Linked DNA regions of Homo sapiens: region 2 is linked to region 1. Evidence: read pairs that join two places in POLR2A ChIA-PET (ENCODE). Cell type or tissue: Panc1. All regions are shown on one strand. Links, peaks and the distances in the headings refer to the core of each region. The heading gives the core; the rest is flanking DNA.

Region 1 (5,000 bases), core at 1-5,000:
GTGATATTTCTAAAAATGAGCCCAAACAATATTTAAGGTAATATCCAGCACTACAAGTACAATGTTTAAGCTTCCAGTTTACAAATGGAAAAGGCAGTCCTGTTTAGTTCAATTACTAAACACATTAAGGATTATCATTATGGGTAAAGCTTTAAAAGCTCTATATGTACTAATAGCTGGCGCTGGCACATTATATATTCAATCAGAAAATGATTGATCATGAATTTGGAACATCACTAGAGAGATCTTGAATATGAATAAGGTTATCCCAAAACAATACCAGAGCATAAGAAGATCTAGGGGGAGTTGGTTTATTATCTTCAATTTATGTAATCTAATACTTATATCTGTTTCAAAGGCTCTTGCTCACCAACTTTGAGAATACAGAAAACCACAGATTATGCCACCTTCAAATGTGAACAACAATTTTTAATTAAAAATCATACCTTGAAACAAACCATATCGATATCCTCTCCACTGAATATACATCAAACTACAAATAACAGTACATTAGAAACAAGCAACATTTCACTGAAATAACTGATCTCATTAAATGTGTGAGTTTGCTGAAAACAGTTAATGATATTTAGTCTAATAAAAACACTACTGAACCACCACAAACCTTTGTAGAGCTGCTTTCAGTTATCTTAGCAAGTTGCCAAAGGATTACATAGTGAGTACACTGCAGTGCGTGAATAACAATCTGTAAAAAGAATCAAAGGATACAGTTAAAATTTAAAAGTCACAAGACTTCACTTTTCAAAGATAAATGTGTAACTAGCAAATAAATAAAAACCTGCTCAGGCATGTCTCCATTTTCGATTCCAGTTTTCAAGAGTTTGTAATTACAAGCAAATAAATCCCACTTTGAAAGGTCATGGGCACTGTAAAAAAAAAAAAAAAAAAAAAAAAAAATTAAGTTTTATTAAAAAGCTAAGCCTAATGACAATTGTTTTGGACTTGACTGTTAACAGAATGCAGTAAATGCAGTAAACTTTAAAATGCCCCCACAACGACAACAACAAATTAGCTTAGAAATTAACATAACCCACAAAACATGCAAGTTTATTTCTACAGATTTAAGAAAACAGGAACTTCAAAATTCAACTTACTTATGAAAAGCAGTGATCCTCTTCAATGTTGACAATACCTGATATGCATCATCTTCATCAGGTTCTTCACCCTATAAATATTAATTATACATTAAGAACCATCAAAGTGAAAACTCCTAGGCTATCAAAATGTCACTATTACCTTGAAAAATGAAAAATAACATAACAAAACCCACAAATGAACTTTGTCATTCAATACCTAGATCTGGCCAAATTTAAGGCAATATGGCTGGGGAAGTAAGTCAACACAAGTTTATCATAGAAACATCACAACTGAGAGAAAAAACGAAAATGACATTCTTCTTTTTCTTCTAAGTAAACTTGACACAAAATTATAAAGGCATCTATTTTTTCACAGTAATAAATGCACTAGGACAATAAAATACTTAAATGACAAGAAGATCAGAAGGACAATACCTAAAGGACAAAATCTAAGTACCTTAAACATATATCATCATGAAGACATATGACACTAATCACAGATAAACAGGGAAAAACCCTCTGAAAAATGACTAGATATGCTGGTCCCATTTGGATATCAACATCTATTAATATACTTTTCAACTTAGGGTAACTTAACTTTCGAAAAATTTTACCAGTCTTACTACAGGAAACATAAAATTGCTTACACATTACTCAATCTACTGTGTTGAACTCTAGTTCTCTCAAAAAAGCACTTGTTTTTAAACTATAACTCTTCTACAAAGTAATTAAATTTAATTAAACCATTGCTTGATTTTAATTTGTCCTAATCAAAATTATATTCAGCCAAGAGTAGAGCTATTAAAATTTTTAACTAAGAATGTAATCATCGTACATCAACATATTTGCACAAACCTCCAATTAGTAAAACTTAATAAGCCCGGAATAACAATATACACCAAATAAAAGTTAAATGAGTAATTAATAAAACAAGAAAACTAGAAATCACAAAGTCCATATGATCTTACAGCATTAATGATAAAAGTGATGTGGAAAAGGCTAATGGCATTAATTTGACAATTATGAATTTTTATTTTAATCAAAAAAACTGAATGTAAATATATATTTCTGGAAAAAATAACAATCACAACAAAAATACAAGTGTATTTAAGTACTATGCACTAAGCCTCTTTGGAAATACAAGAGAAAACACAGGAAACTCCAACAGTAGCAGCGGCTATAATAATAATAACTTATTAAAGTTTTATAATATCAAAACCCAGACTGGATGTGTGGCTCACGCCTGTAATCCCAGCACTTTGCAAGGCCGAGGTGAGTGGATCACCTGAGGTCAGGAATTCGAGACCAGCCTGGCCAATGTGGTGAAACCCCATCTCTACTAAAAATACAAAAATTAGCCTGGTACAGTGGCACACGCCTATAGTCCCAGCTACTCAGAAGACTGAGGCCGGAGAATCGCTTGAACCTGGGAGGCAGAAGCTGCAGTGAGCCGAGATCGTACCACTGCGCTCCAGCCTGGGCAACAGAGAAAGACTCCGTCTCCAAAAAAAAAAAAAAAACATAATGTCCTTCCCTAACCTACACTGCCAAAACACTTAGAAATACTCTACTTTTTTTAGGCTACCTAGTCTAAATCTAGCTCTCCTTTTCTGTTCCATTAACACCCTATTCCTTAACAGCCCTGGTTCAATAAAAACCAGGTAACTGTTCAGATCATTTCTCAAAACAAAAAAGATGTTAGTTTTGCTTTCACCTTCTCTGAGTCACAGATTCTTACCACTTTCCTATTTTGGTGGAGGAGTAGCCTGATGAGTCATAGAATGAAAAGCCTGAACATCTTTTCAAAATACTGCTAGGGACTATCACCAAGACTTAACACTTGGGTGACTAATTAGCTTACTGCAGTAGAGGGGCTCAACTGACAAAATACTTGTAATAGTTATAATATATACCTCTTGCAGAAAATCTTCAAGAAGCCGGTTAAATTTATCTGCCAATTCATCTATCAGTTGACTTCTTGAAATATCTACTCTGTTGAAGATTGTGAACTCTTCATTACAGAGTGCATGGTAAGTTTTAGAACATGCTTCCAAAACATCTGTATCTGTGTGCTTCTCTACAATATTCCGGATCTGTCGCAATAAGGCATCCAAATGCTGCAAAATAATAATATTTTTCATCAAAACTAAGGCATATATGATAGGTATAAAGTGACTACATGACCATACCACCATGGAAAAAATTTTCAAATACAGTAAGTCTACAACACAGAGCGTACATTTTAAGGTGCTTTTCTAATCATGATAAATAAATACACTGATCCATCCATACTTTTTCCTCAACTTTAAGGGAGATATTACCTACCTCATAGGGCTATGGTGAGAATGCTAACATATACTAAGAGCTTACATTAATCCACAGAACATAGCAAAAGTGTTCAATAAATATTAGTTGATTTTGTCTTATAATTGTTATTATCGTCTATGGCCATACCACCCTGAATGAGCCCAATCTCATCTAATTGTTATTATCTAGTTATCCACCCCCAGTCTCTATAAATGATCAGTGACATAGTCATATAATAGCTAAGAATGAAGGTACAGTTGTGGGCATGAAGCAAAGGGAAGCATCATTACCGCCATTCTGTAAGTCAAACTAAAGTACAGAAGACCTAAGCTATAGGTTTCCTTTCTTAAAATACGTTCCAAAAAAACATTTTAAGAAATATAAACAAACGCTATGATATAATGAACTGAATAATTTTTCTTAAAGGTTTTTTTTACACAAAATAATCTTACCTTTTCTAATCGTCCAGTGGTATATATTTCCAAATCAAAGTACTGAGGCAACTGCAACAAGTTAGTCACCTTTTCTGCATCTACAGAGTACTGTGAAATATAAAGATCACGTTAAAAATATCACAATAAGAAAGCATTATAATATTCTGTGAGGCATTTAGGGAAAAAAAACTCATTTCTTAGTAACACTATGATATTGACACAAACTTACTTTTGCTAATAACTGAGGAAGGGCCACGGCAAAAAGCTCAGTGATTTTTGTCCTATCATCCAACTGTGTCTTCTTCTCCTTTGCTGTAAGCACCTAAAGGAACAGAAAGACTTCTGTATTTATTAAGCCCATTAGCACTGTTAAGTGTTCAAGTTTTAGTTAAAACATACAAAATGATTACTAAAACTATATTTTAAGAGATGGACACAAAAATTTCACTATAAAACATTAACCCTAAAAGTGACATGAAAGAGAAAACTACACATTATAAAAACAAAAAGCCACCTGAAATAACAAAAAAAAATTTGGATAGTCCTATAGGGAAAATCAATATCCAATAAGACTAACCAACTCTACCTTCAGATGGTAGGAGAATCAGTTAAAAATAGGAAATATAGTTTAAGAGCTTATATATAAAATACTGGGATTGACCAGCATTTCTGCTTACTCTAGGCTGTGGGACATGACACATAAGTAACAAATTCAAAACACTAAATTGCTATCAGCAATTAGCAAAAAAGAAACAGAAATTTTTAAAAAACAGAAATAGAAAACACAGAAAGCATCACATTGTCTTTGATAAAATTTTGTTTCAGTTATGCACACACAAACATATTCATGTGTAATACGTCACAATATAAGAATGAATTTTTATGCTTTACAGTCAAAAGTTTGAAAGCCTGTGGAATTGTTGGTATAAAATGCAAGTTCATGTAAACTTTACAATAATGCATTAAAATCTGATTCCAGGAAATAGAAATTTCCCTATTTTAATAAAAAATTATCTCCATTTTTATTTCTGATTTTATTTTAGAAGAAATAGAAAGCAAATCCATAAATAAAACATACAACTGCACCATTCCAAATGGTGTATGCTACATTCAGTCATGAAGGCAGGGACTGTCAATCATATCTCCTGCAGCAACTAAAAAAGTA
Region 2 (8,296 bases), core at 1,955-6,954, 79 kb after region 1:
ATACATATATGAGTTTTAAATAAAATTTTTGCATTTCTAAAAGCCATGGGGATGATTAGATTTATAAATACAATGTATATGCTGCTTTAAAATATGCTGATATTGTAAAATATAAGGTACTATAATAAAGTGAAAAGAGCAAGTTACAATGCAATACATATAATTCAATTCGTTTATGATTAGGAAATTTCTAGGATACAAAAAACTATCAGCAGTGGTTACTTCTAAAAACTTGGAATGGAAGAAATGAAATCTTTCACTTTATACCCCTTTTGTACTAAATTTTTGCTATGGGCAGGGATCATTATTTTTACACAATTATTAATAAAATTATTCCTTCTTTTGAAGTAGTATGCTCTAAACAGTCAAAAACTCTTTGAAGATGTGAAGACCATGCTACAAAACTCATTAAGTCTACCGGATACTAACTACTTCTGTAAAATACACAACAACTCAAGAAAGGCAAACATTCCAAGGAATTACATACAGTACAGGGAACTCTGAATAGTTTCACTGTGGACATACTCCCTGAAGATTAGTTTAAAACAAAATGGTGGGGGCTGAGGGGAGAAGGTGGTGGGAGAGACAGGCAAGACACACACAGATAGACAGAGACACACAGAGAGAATGAACCTTATCAGTTTAACAATATGCTTAACTGGAATGAAACAACTGAAAAAGCATTCTCTAAGTTTTCAAACCACCAAGACTATAGTACCATTTACCCAGGCAAATTCTTTTTAACAAGCTTCTTTTAAAATCAGAATGTAAATGAGGAATGCAAGAATCAATGGTGCACTGTGTCTTGTAGTAGTACTCACAGATGAATGGAAAAAGAGAAGAAATCAAACTAACACCTCAACCAGTCTTTTTTATGGAAGCAATGAAACAGAAAAGAACACACATACCATAAAGTATATCAACCATAAAATATATGAAGTAATTTGGAAGGCAGAGAGCAGTAAAGTATTTGCTTTGCTGATTGACAAGACAAGCTACACAAAAAGCTATGGGCATAGAAGTTTATAATGGATGATTTCCCTCATAATACTGCAATGGAACATATATCTCGGGCTTAAAAATGCTTCTTTAATGACACCAAGTTGAAGATTCTCAAAAAAAAAAAGTCCATTAAGATTTATTTACATAACATACAAGTCTACTTATTGTGGCCATAATTCTCAAGAAGAAGAAGAAAATAATAAAATAATAGTGAAACTCCATGGTAAAATGCAATGGGTTGAATGATAGTATGCTAAAAGTTTACTAATAAAAAATTAAAAGCCAGTAGTCAAGACTATTAAAATTCCCCCAAAGTATAAGATACAATATACTATAAACCACATCATCTAGGTGGAACCCCTGACTGTTTTAATGCCAATGCTCTTCAGTGCACACTACATGGGAAATATATCATCTTGGTTTTCTCCCTCTTTATTACACAAAATTATCTTTAAAAATAATCAGAACAATCACATAGCATTATAATACCCTGAAAAATCACCTATTTTCATTTTCCTTCCCAGCCTTTGTCCACATGTATATGCCTGTATGACTTTGTAGATTTTTCAAAACTATAACCACAAAATGGATACAATTGTACACAACTTTTCATCTCCATATGCACTTCTAGGCACTTCTGTAATATTCATAATACAAACTTCTAATAGTTTTATGAGATTCCACCAGATGTGATAATCTACTCATTTATTATTAGACATTAAGACTGACCCCAACACTTCATTGTAATAACTAACAACGCTTCCTATGTACAGATTTTATGTTGAATTATCCCTTATTTTCTCATTATTAGACCCAAGTAGATTTACTTTAGGGCTCTTGATTAAAGACAAGATGCATCTCTACAATTTTTTCTATTTGTAAAATGCAGAGATTTGCACCTATTCCTTGAAAAGTTATGAAGAACTTAAAATGATAGATGTCTAGCCTGGGAAACACAGGGAGATATCGTCGCTACAAAAAAATTTAAAGGCCGGGCATGGTGGCTCACGCCTGTAATCTCAGCACTTTGGGAGGCCAAGGCAGGCAGATCACCTGAGATCAGGAGTTTGAGACCAGCCTGGCCAACAAGGCAAAACCCCGTCACTACTAAAAATACAAAATTAGCCGGGCATGGTGGTGCATGCCTGTAGTCCCAGGTACTCAGGAGGGTGAGGCAGGAGAATCGCCTGAACTTGGGAGGCGGAGGTTGCAGTGAACCGACATCACTCCATTGCACTCCAGCCTGGGCGACACCACGGTGGCTCACGCCTGTAATCCCAGCACTTTGGGAGGCTGAGGTGGGTGGATCACGAGGTCAGGAGTTCGAGATCAGCCTGACCAACATGGTGAAACCCGTCTGTACTAAAAACACAAAAATTAGCTGGGCATGGTGGCGCACACCTGTAATCCCAGCTACTCAGGAGGCTAAGGCAGGAGAATCGCTTGAACCCAGGGGGTGGAGGTTGCAGTGAGCTGAGATCGCACCACTGCACTCCAGCCTGGGTGACAGAGCGAGACTCCGTCTAAAAAAAATTAAAAAAAAAATTTTTTTTTAAGTAGCTGGACATGGTGGCGCACACCTCCAGTCCCAGCTACTCAGAAGGCTGAGGTGGGAGGATTGCTTGAGCCCAGAAGTTTGAGAGAAAACTGCGCAGGCCCTGTTTCAAAAAAGATATTCTAAAAAAAAAAAAATGTTCACTAACATTTAAAATCATAAGTTATTCATATCAATCTGTATGAATGCAGATATAAAACCTTTGGTCAAATGCTTTCCAAAACGTTTTTTCATCTTAGTTGTCCCTTTCTATACTGTAATGAAGTACATTTCATCTCTGTAACATTTTCTAAAACAATGGTAACATTATCGAGCACATTCTATGTCAGACACTCAACATAATACACTATGTTTTAGTTCAAGGTAGATGATATTCTGCCCATTTTACAGATTAGTAAACAACAGGGTCACACAGTCAATAAAGGTGTCATAGGTGCTCTTAAATCTACTTGTCTCTAAAGCATAAGTTCTTTCCACCATCCCAAGCTGCCTCAAAATAAATTCAAATGTTTTTGGAAGCTATTCACCATTACAAGAACAAACATGTGACAGAAAACTATTAAGAAACTCAAATACCTTTGTTATCAGACATTTCATCAGGTAGCATACACATCTCCAGAATCAAAGACATGGAAGATTAGAAAGATCACAGGACTGATCTAAGGAAGAGACCTGGGTTGGAATCCTAACTCTGCCATATTAGCTTTATAAAGTTAGTTTATTATATATATTAACATCATATATATTTGTAAATAAATATTTCCCATATATACACACATATATACATATATTATATATCATATATGTATCACATATGTATCATATATATCATATATACATATATGATACATATATGTATATATAGATACATGCATATATACATGATATATATCATATATGTATATATGATATATGACACATATATATGATATATATATATGTGAGGTTAGAGTACTACTCTTCAAGGCTTCTTCCTCCTCTAAAATTCTATGGTTCTAAAAAACACAGAACCAGAACCAGAGAACACAGGATATATGTCCCAGTGTTCATATTACTAATTCTAATTGTGTAACCCTGGGCCAAGTTTCTTAGCTCCTCTGAAAGGCTAATTCCTTCTTTGTAAAGTAGCATGAATACAAGAGGCTGGCTGTGGAGCAGGGAGGATGGCTTAAGCCCAGGAGTTCGAGACCAGCCTAGGCAACATAGCAAGACCTCGTATCTACCGAAAATAAAAAAAAAAAAAATTAGCCTGGTACGGTAGAGCGTGCCTGTAATCCCAGCTACTCAGGAGGCTGAAGGGGGTGGATTACTGGAGCCCAGGAGTTTGAGGTTGCAGTGAGCTATGTGGTCTTGCTACTGTATTCCAGTCTGGGCAACAGAGCAAAATCGTGTCTAAAAATAAAAAATAAAAAATACCATAAGACCTCCCTCCCTAAAGGATCATTATTATGATGAAGACAGAGTGAAAGTGCTATGCAAACTAAAACTATCGTGGAATCATTGCTACTATTACATTTGATTAAAGCACATAATGACCAGCCTGGGGAACAAAGTAAGACGCCATCTCTACAAAAAATAAAAAATATTAGCCAGGCATGGTGGCAGACATCTGTAGTCCCAGCTACTCAGGAGGCTAAGGCAGGAGGATCCCTTGGGCACAGGACGCCAAGGCTACAATGAGCTGTGATCACACCACTGCACTCCAGCCTGGGTGAAAAAGTGAGACCTTGTTTCAAAAAAAAGGAATAAACGGTTGTCTTAACTTGTAAGGACAACTGATCAGAAGAAAACATGCCAATAATGAGTTCAGACATAGTTAAATAGAGCAAAAAAAAAAGTATTTAATGAGCTTCAGACTGTATTTTTTAACCTTGGCTCCAATTTCTTGTATTCTACAGTAATACTGACAAGCCTCTCAGATCTCAAAACTTTTTCCTGCTTCATAGACTGATGTTTAAGAATCTGAGTGGTAGGTTCAGAAATGCAGTTATATTCACAACTAAGACTAAATTTATTTATTTATAAATATTTTAATCAGAAGCTGGGCACGGTGGCTTGTGCCTGTAATCACACCACTTTGGGAGGCCAAGGAGGGCAGACAGATTGCTTGAGCTCAGGAGTTCGAGACCAGCCTGAGCAACATGGTGAAGCCCTGCCTTTACCAAAAATACAAAAAATGAACCAGGTGTGGTGGCGTGTGCCTGTGGGCCCAACTACTCCGTAGGCTGAGGTGGGAGGATCACTTGAGCCCTGGGAGGCAGAAGCTGCAGTGAACTGAGATCACTCCAGCCTCGGTGACAGAGTGAGACCTCACCTCAAAAAAAAATTTAAATTAAATAAAATATTTTGATCAGTATCCAGATAAAGCACTAAATTAAATCATTCAACAAATATTTCTTGAGAGCCTGCTATATATCAGGCACTATTAGAGACACCATGTTTACAACATTGAAGAGAGAAGTTTTTGCCCCCATGGAGCTTAAAGTCTATTGAGGGGGAAGAAAAATGAGAAAATACCAAGTACTGGTAAATGCTAGCATGAAAATAAAACAAGATGATTACGCTGAAAGGGGAACAGGGCTCTCCATTCACTGCATTTAAATGTAATGTAACATGCATGATTATTTTCAGCAAAACTATAAATAATACATTCTATCTTCCTAAATAAGTCAATCTATAAAGGATGTTTGAAAATTATTCTTTTGGCCGGGCATGATGCTTCATGCCTGTAATCCCAGCACTTTGGGAGGCTGAGGCCAGCGAATCACCTGAGGTTGGGAGTTCGGGACCAGCCTGATCAACATAGAGAACCCCGTCTCTACTAAAAACACAAAATTAGCCGGGCATGGTGGCGCATGCCTGTAATCCCAGCTACTCAGGAAGGCTGAGGCAGGCGAATCACTTGAACCTGGGAGGCAGAGGTTGCAGTGAGCCAAGATCGCGCCATTGTACTCCAGCCTGGGCAACAAGAGCGAAACCCCGTCTCAAAAAAAAAAAAAAAAAAAAAGAAAAGAAAAGAAAATTATTCTTTTTCTGACACAGGTTAAAGGAAACAAAATTAACTGCTCTATACAATGTTTTATTTGCCCCTAACTTCTCTTTCTACACCTGGAAAATTTTTCACCACTAAGTTGTTAGTGTCTCTTTAACCACTCTAAAGTTAGCTAGTCCAGAACATTCTCAGATATCATAAAGGATATCTTTTTCCATAGGTTCTGCAATGCCTTGGTACTGACAAATCCCCAAAAGGAGAATACTGCGGACTTCCTACCTGGAAGTAGTTTATGTAGACTACTACCACCTGGCATAAAGATAAATACAATTATATAATTATTTTTCAAAAGAATTATGTCAAACAGCCAATTTTACTTTATCCGTCCGGCTCATGACTATAAATAACTATTACTATCAAGAAGCAGGCTAAGTTACTAATAAAAATCTCATTTCACTATAGGCTTCACTGCTAAAAAGATTACACTACAGTAAGAAAAAAAAATCTGGGCTCTTCCCACTGATTCTCTCATACTCTATTTACAAAACACTTGAACTCAGCTCATCCACGAATTGGCTATCCACTGAATGCAACTTAGCACTACTAGGCTAAACAAGAGGATGGATAGATTACTTCAGGTTTCCTAAGTAGTAAATTGAAATGAACTAGGAGAACCACAAATAAGGTGAACAGACATTACAAAATACACAAACTCAATTTAAAAAAAGTAGATACATCTAAATACTAAAAAAAAAAAAGTGCCAGTAATTTACTAAAAACTACTGTATACTCATAATTTATAAGGCCCTCTCAGGTTAAACTTAAGTTTGTCAGTCACATTCACAATACCTTGCTGAAAAACAAGGGGAAATATTAATTTCAGCTAGTAATCAAAGAAATGCAAATTAAAGAAATCTGAGGAACTGCACGGACTGTTTAACATCTCCGAAGCAGGGAAAATGTGGTTACCACGTATCACAGCACTGATGGCACTGTAAAATCAGTACAACCCTATTAGAAAACAATATAACTTCAGTTACCAAGAGCTTTAAAAATGTTCATGCTGACTGACAGCGTGATTCCAACTGCTGGACACAATTAGATAGGGAAAAAGATAAAGCTACTTATAGAAGTATTGCTACCTAAAAATGAGGATATAGAAACAGACAAATGTACAAGGAAAGTAGTTGGTTTTGGTTCATGATACGGCAAAAAAAAAAAAAAGGGCAAAAAAAAAGGCAAAAAAAAAAAAAAAGACTAAAGTGTACAGCCCTGCCTCACATCATATTCAAAAGTAAATTCCGGCAGGGTGCGGTGGCTCACGCCTATAATCTCAACATTTTGGAAGGCCAAGGTGGGCGGATCACTTGAGGTCAGGAGTTCGAGACCAGCCTGGCCAACATGGTGAAACTCCATCTCTACTAAAAATACAAAAATTGGCCAGGCGTGGTGGCACTGTAATCCCAGCTACTCAGAAGGCCAAAACACAAGAATCGCTTGAACCCAGGAGGTGGAGGTTGCAGTGGTGCGAAAGTTGCAGTGAGCCAAGATCGTGCCACGATCGTGCCACTGCATTCCAGCCTGGGTGACAGAGCAAGACTCCATCTCAAAAAAACAAAAAAAGTAAATTCTGGATGCATTTTCTTTTTTTTAAAGACAGGGTCTCACTCTGCCACCCAAGCTGGAGTTCAGTGGTATGACCACAGCTCACTGCAGCCTCAAACTCCTGGGAGCAAGGGATCCTCCAGCCTCAGCTTCTCGAGTAGCTAGGACTGTGGGTACATGCCACTATGGCTTTTTTTTTTTTTTTTTTAGTAGAGACAGGGTCTTGCTGTTACCCAGTCTCTTCTGGAACTCCTAGCCTCAAGCAATCCACCCACCTTAGCCTCCCAAAGTGCTGGGATTACAGGCGTGAGCCACCTCACCCAGCGGCATTGCATTTTTAAATGTGAAGAAAAGCAGCAGAAGACATTTCCATGTGGTAGGTGGCCAGGGGTAGTGAGGTGCTGCAGGGGATTATATTGGAAGGGGAAAAAGTATTTGATGTTTTATAGTCTCTTTTGGCTTAACATATATATATTATTACAATTATATGAAACATACACACGGCACTCTGTGCTTAACGTTTTTGTAACATTTAACCCACTTAACTGCAACTGCTTATTTAACATCTTTTTTCCCTACTAGACTGTAAATTCCATAAGGGCAAGAACCAGGCCCCTCTTTTTCACTGCTGCATCCCCAGTGCTTAGCACAGTGCCTGCCATATACTAGGTACTCAAATATTTGTGGAGCAATTCCACTTCTGGGTATATACACAAAAGAATCGAATGCAGTGACTTGAACAGATATTTGTACACCAATGTTCCTGTCACCATTATTCATGCTTGAATAATGCCTATAATAGCCAAAAGGTATAAGTAACCCAAGCATCTGTCAACTGATGAGTAGATAAGCAAAATATGGTATATACATACAATGGAATATTATTCACTTTTAAAAAGGAATGAATTCTGATAAACGTTACAACATGTATCACCTGGAATACATGCTAAATGAAATAGCCACAAAGAACAAATTTTGTATCATTCCACTTACATGAAATACTTAGAATAGTCAAATATAAAGAAAGAAGAACAGTGATTACCAGGGGCTGGGAGGTGGGAGGGAGCGAGGGAGGGAGGGAGGAACAGGGCCCTATTGTTTAATGGGTACAGTTTTATTATGAGATAGTAAAAAAATTCTGG

What was found. ChIA-PET counts read pairs that join two places held together with the same protein. Peaks named below come from ENCODE experiments on the same cell type or tissue, not always from the same donor. Only the 100,000 strongest peaks of a DNase experiment are listed, where the experiment ranks them.
Region 2: POLR2A ChIA-PET joins it to region 1 with 6 read pairs; 4 of 35 experiments call an interaction of 5 or more read pairs at or near these places.

What each region holds. Positions count from the first base shown.
Region 1 is chrX:124,062,059-124,067,058 of GRCh38, reverse strand. STAG2 (STAG2 cohesin complex component) reads right to left here. Exons shown (of 35, transcript NM_001042750.2): 18 at 4,065-4,157; 19 at 3,854-3,943; 20 at 3,008-3,211; 21 at 1,113-1,183; 22 at 797-884; 23 at 623-703. Among named protein-coding and RNA genes, the nearest start is that of STAG2, 100 kb to the right of the region's middle. In Panc1, for the core only: no CTCF peak of the experiment used is centred there; a DNase peak (open chromatin) is centred at 2,878.
Region 2 is chrX:123,981,243-123,989,538 of GRCh38, reverse strand. The region is part of intron 1 of STAG2 (STAG2 cohesin complex component); the gene reads right to left. Among named protein-coding and RNA genes, the nearest start is that of STAG2, 24 kb to the right of the region's middle. RefSeq lists a silencer at 2,406-2,608. In Panc1, for the core only: no CTCF peak of the experiment used is centred there; no DNase peak of the experiment used is centred there.